Linked DNA regions of Homo sapiens: region 2 is linked to region 1. A link is a contact called in ENCODE Hi-C or POLR2A ChIA-PET data. All regions are on one chromosome and are shown on one strand. Each heading gives the region's core, a stretch centred on a gene start or an enhancer-like site at or near the end of the contact. The rest is flanking DNA. Distances are from core to core; before and after follow the strand shown.

Region 1 (2,707 bases), core at 13-2,512:
CACTGCACGCCAGCCTGGGTGACAGAGGGAGAGCCTCTCTCAAAAAAGAAAAGCTCCCAGTGACGCTTTCCTGAATGAAAATGAATTTCATCACTGCCAATGCCACGCATGGTGTTGAGGCCAACCAGGTGCCACAGAAGGGACCTGCCGTCCAGCTGAAGCAGGTCCTGCTGCTTACTCAGTGACCTGCAAAGGCAATGGCACTCTGTCTTCTGCAGAGAAAGGGTGTTTCATTTTCTCGTGCAAATTCCAAATATATCCACATTTCAGATTGCTACAAGGCAGTACTATAAAGGGAGAAGCGAAACAACTCCCACTTTCTGGGAAGAAATGCCCTTGTTTCCAGCTGCAAAACCCTCTCTGTGGGGAAGCACACTGAAGTCGCTCAGGAACAGGCCACCCCTCTTGGAAAGAGTGGAGGTCATCATTTTTCACCTATTAGCGAAAAAAAAACATAATCTGAATACATTTATGTAGGGCTATTACCCAGAATATTTACAGGGTTTCTTCGTGCTAAGGTATTTCATGATGCTCAGAGGAACAAGGTGGAAAAAACACACCATTATTCTCCGCGAACGGCTGCCTTCCTAGTAACTGCACCCACGGTGGCAAATACTGCACATTAACCTGTGCCTTGGTGGTGTACGAAGCTTCCCACAAGCAGGTGAAGATGAAGAGCTAAGTCTGGCTCAGACAGGCAACGCTGCATCGAGCTGTTTTTACTCTAAATAAAAACCATGTTCCACGCGGGCCTTCACGGTGCTACCCCAGAACACGGGCACAATTTAATGCCTCACTCCGAGGAAGGAAGCTCAGGGAAGTCTCCTCTAGTGACTCTTAGAGGCTCCCCAAAGGAGGAGGGCGATGGGGGCCCACCCAAGCTCTAGCGAGGCTACAAACAGCACGCAGAACATTCCACTGCCATTACTTTCCATCTTCAAAAGATTACATATCATCTTAAAGAAAATTCAAGGTTAAATTGGCTTCCTCAGCTGCTGCGGCAGAAAGCAAAGCAGTGCTGCAGAGAAAGTTAAACCACCTCCCAGGGCTCTGGCCTTCTGCAACTCTTATTCTAAGGCAGCTTCCCCATCTATCTTGTTCCACGGTTATATCCCAGGTACCCAAAAAGGCTCTGGCCTTAAGGCTTACCTGTTGCAAATGATAGTCGACCAACTCAGCTGCAAATGGGGCTTGTTATGACACCGGAAATAAAGGTGAGGCTGCCACCCTCTTCGCCAAGCCGGTGAGCACAAGTGTCTGGAGTAACTGCCCCCTACGCCTCTCCAGTTGGGAGCGTTGGGGACAGTAAGTGAGTACTAGTCACTGGAAGCCAGCTCTGAGAGGCAGGTGCTGTGGCTGCCAGAGCTGAGCACAAGCCTAACAGCCTTTGCAACCTCCTCTTCTCCCCGACATCCACTTCGCCTCTACAGGCAGCTGCAGCCCATTTTGCCAAATGATTTCAACGGGCCGGATCCCCCACTCTCAGAAACGATCAGGTTCTATCATTTGACGTTGCATGAGGAGAGCTAAATTAGCCATGAAAACAAAACTGCTCTAACAAAATAAAAAGTACTAAAACCACATACTACCTATGCATGGAGTTCAAGAGTGAGAGGATGAAAACATAAGACACTTCACATAGCCAGCATTCCTCAAGTGAGATTTTGTGTAGAATTTAAAGTAACTTTAATACTTAAGAAAAGAGCGTTCATTATATAGACTGTTTCTTCTCAAGTCCTCAAATGGCCATCAACCCAACTCTGACACCTGCTGTGGAGAGAGTGGAACTAGTTTTAGGGAGATTTTTGGTGGCAGAGAGAGAAGGCAGATCACTAATCCCCATGGGCTGGTGGAAGCCATCAGCAGGATGTGCCTGATAATCCATCCATCTACACCAGAAGGAAGGGCCACCCTGAGTCCCTGGGCCCGGCCACCCCGCCTGCCTACAGCCAGACCAGGAGGGTTGTCCCCTTACTCCTATAAAGAGAGGGGAAAGAGATGATCGGTGATAGGCTCCCACTCTCGCGGAAGCCCAAAAGCAACTTCCCGCAGTCATAGTAAGAACAGAGTAAGGAAGGAATGGACCTCAAACCTGGGAAACCAGGTCTTTGTCTAGGAGCTCCTCCCTCAGCTTGAGGGACCTGATGGGCCGCAGGTTTTCAGGTAATTTGGACTCACTTGGACATTCTCAACTTCATAGTCAAGAAACTGACAGCTGTATGTACCTATTTCAGTTAAAAGCATTTACGGCAAGAAATAAAGAGGGAAGAATACATATGCACGTATACCAGTTCATTCAGCAAATGCCTAATGAGCATCACTACGTGGCCAGAGTCCTTATCACAGACTCATTCCAACTGGAGAAACAGACATGTCTACAAATTTTCGTACTGCGGAGAGGCGACAGCTCTGTCACAGACAACATAAATTGCAGGATTATCACTTGCCAAGCCACAGGCTCTGTACTTTTCATGCATTGCTCTTTATTATAAACCTAACAACTACCTTACAAGACTGCTATTTTCTCCATTTTTCAGATAATAAAACTGATGCACAAAGACCTCTGCCAGCCCAAAGTCACACTATGGCAATGGCAGGTCATGATTCATGCCAGCAAACCAGATCTTAACTGCTAGGCTGTACTGCCTTCCAGGAATGAGTGCAGAAATATTACGAAACAGACGTACATGGACTAGAAGGCCAAGGA
Region 2 (2,809 bases), core at 190-2,689, 760 kb before region 1:
AAAGACCGTCCAGCCTAGTCCCTTATTTCGCAAATGAGGTTGTGGAGACATCAGAAGCTGAAGTGGCTTGCTTCGGGTCATGAGTAAGAAAGTGGATTCGACTGGACAGTGTCTGGAAAGGTAGCCTGGAAGGGCTGTGTCTGTCCTCCAGAGGAAGCTGAGAGGAGGCCAGACCCCAACAGCCCAGCTGGGAGTCCGTCCCCTTCCAACCTGGGCCTAAGCCTCAGGAGTGAGTTGAACGGCTCTCCCCGCATGAGAAGACACATAAACTACCCACTAGTATGGTCAGAGTTGTGATCTGTGAAACTGGGCTAAAAACAGCAAGCTACATTTAGTCATTAAGACGTTTATTTCTGCAACTGCTTCCCACATTCCAAATCTATTCAAAAACCTATTCAAATAACTAAAAACTTGTTGGTAACTTTTTTACAACTCCCATGCAGCTTCAGGATGGCCTCGCTAGACACGCATGCAGTCTGAGCACCTGTTCAACCATACTCCACCAAGTCCTGCAATTATTGATGATAAGCCTGCACACAGGCCACCCACGTGCTCTTGACCAAAGCGGATCAGGCAGTCCCAGTCCCTTGCTAGGCATCCATGGGGAAATGTGAAAACAGTTCACAAGATCTGGGTCTGGAAGAAAAATAGGACTTTCATGAGTAGAGAAGAACAATCGAATCAGATGCAAAAGATGGGCAATGTACATCACAAAACTTTCAGTGTATAAGCACAAATCCACAGAAATCCATCCAAGTTCATGGAACCTGTGAAACTCATAGAAAGCTTGAAATATAAACTGTCCAACTAAGACAGCCCTAGCTCCAGTCAATAAGAGTAATTTCACTGGGTTCTCCATGGTCCAGGGCTACTGGAATTCAGAAGATCCTGATATTTACATCATGGATTGACAGGCTTTGGATATTTTGTTTCTTTTTACTTTTATATTCTTTATTTTGTTTAATTAATTTATTTATATTGAGACAGAGTCTCGCCCTGTTACCCAGGCTGGAGTGCAGTGGTGCAGTCTTGGCTTTGGATATTTTGTTTCTTTTTACTTTTATATTCTTTATTTTGTTTAATTAATTTATTTATATTGAGACAGAGTCTCGCCCTGTTACCCAGGCTGGAGTGCAGTAGTGCAGTCATGGCCCACGGCAGCCTCAACTTCCGGGTTCAAGCAATCCTCCAATCCTCAGCCTCCCAAGTAGCTGGGACCATAGGTGGGTGCCACCACGACCGGCTAATTTTATTTTATTTTTTTGTAAAGAGGGGTTCTTATTATATTGCCCAGGCTGGTCTCGAACTGCTGGGTTCAAACGATCTTCCCAGGAGGCCTCAGCCTCCCAAAGTACTGGGATTACAAGCGTGAGCCACTCCGCCAAGCCTGATATTTTATTTGAAAATACCTAAGCCTCACTTGCAGGACTTTGTAGCTGCAGGTAAGGCAGTTCCCGGCGGTCGGGATACAAAGAGAAACATGAGAAGCCCGGGTCCTTCCGCATTGAAGTTACTTCTTCTCAGGAGAGAACTTCCAACTTTCTTTACACTGTTAACAGAGCCTATAACGAGTGGCAATCATGACTAAATACTTGTTCCTTGGGCTCAAAAACAGGGTACATTAACGCGAACCTCCCGGACCTGTGCGGCATGGCCGAGCGCTCCTCTTTCTTTATGCAGTTCTGCGCTGGAACACACGGGGGCAGCAGAGTCTAGCCTGACCCCGAGCAACGTACGGAAATGTTAGGGGCACTGCTCAGTTGATAAGCCGGGGCTGGATGATGGGCGCACATGTATTCACTTATACACACATACGTACATATACATATGTAAAATGTATATACTTTTATATTTATTTATACTTCATATATAGTATGTATTTCATATATATTTCATATATAGTATGTTTCATATATATTTCATATATAATATATATTTCATATATAATATATACTTCATATATAATATATACCTATATATTTATATAACCTATTTTATACATTACATAATATATATCCTTCATGGGGAAGGATTTCTTTACATCCTTCTGGTCTACCCAAAGTTGTCTTTAATAGGCATGTATTTGTTAAATAATCAGGAAAAAAAAAGAATTAACTTGAAAGTGGAAGAAAATGCACATTAATGAAAATCCAGGATATATATTGAGAGTTTTTCCTCACAAAAATATATTTCAGTTTACAAAATAATTAGTAATATAAGGACTCTAAGTAACAATCTCTATTCATGACTGTATTAGTCAAATGCCTTTGAGCACCTCATATGTGTATAAGTCACTCTTTTAGTTTCCAAAGATGGCAAGAGAAGTCAGATCTAGTTACTGCCCGCAGTGAGCCCACAGCTGACCAGCCGTGAACCCCAGATAATGACTGTTATATCAGAGGGATGCGCAAAATGCTGTGCAGACAACAGAGACGGAGACCGTGAACTCTACAAGGGCTGAAGTCCCTGAGGATCTACAGAGGAGGGGAGGCTGAAGGTTTGTCTTCAAAGGTTAAGTAAGAATTGACCAGTTAAAGTGGCAAGTGGCGTATCAGACAGGGAACAGTCAAGACAAAGTTTATGGAGAGTTGGAAGAAGGAAAAGTTGGCTGGAGGTAGAGTGAAGGCTGAGCCATGGGGAACGGTGGTCCCGCCAGAGAGTGAACAGCCTTGACCTCTAGCTTACACTGCAATGGGATGGCTGGCAGAGGCTGTAGTTGAAGCCATGCCTGGGCTCTGGATACAGCTCTGCCAAGATAGGGCAGATTCGTGGTGGAGTTGGAAGGATAGAAGGGATGAAATATGTTGGT

Evidence for each region. A loop is a pair of places that touch in the nucleus more often than their neighbours do. ChIA-PET counts read pairs that join two places held with the same protein, here RNA polymerase II (POLR2A). Pooled maps may share reads with other maps.
Region 2: a loop to region 1 is called in a map of CD4-positive, alpha-beta T cell, with 4 times the contacts of the local background. The contact joins two enhancer-like sites. A Hi-C loop is called at or near these places in 2 of 168 maps with a recorded cell type or tissue (CD4-positive, alpha-beta T cell and CD8-positive, alpha-beta T cell), 1 of 37 single-sample maps with no recorded cell type and 7 of 50 pooled maps. POLR2A ChIA-PET finds 5 or more read pairs at or near these places in 2 of 52 experiments (H1 and HEK293T).

The regions. Positions count from the first base shown.
Region 1 is chr2:105,781,456-105,784,162 of GRCh38, reverse strand. The region is part of intron 1 of NCK2 (NCK adaptor protein 2); the gene reads right to left. Among named protein-coding and RNA genes, the nearest start is that of NCK2, 38 kb to the right of the region's middle. RefSeq lists an enhancer at 763-1,263. Within about 2 kb of position 1,262, at least 3 of the 41 ENCODE cell types and tissues checked have a DNase peak (open chromatin) inside an H3K27ac peak, as active enhancers do.
Region 2 is chr2:106,541,819-106,544,627 of GRCh38, reverse strand. It overlaps a transcript of CD8B2 not described here. Among named protein-coding and RNA genes, the nearest start is that of CD8B2, 56 kb to the right of the region's middle. Within about 2 kb of position 1,439, at least 2 of the 41 ENCODE cell types and tissues checked have a DNase peak (open chromatin) inside an H3K27ac peak, as active enhancers do.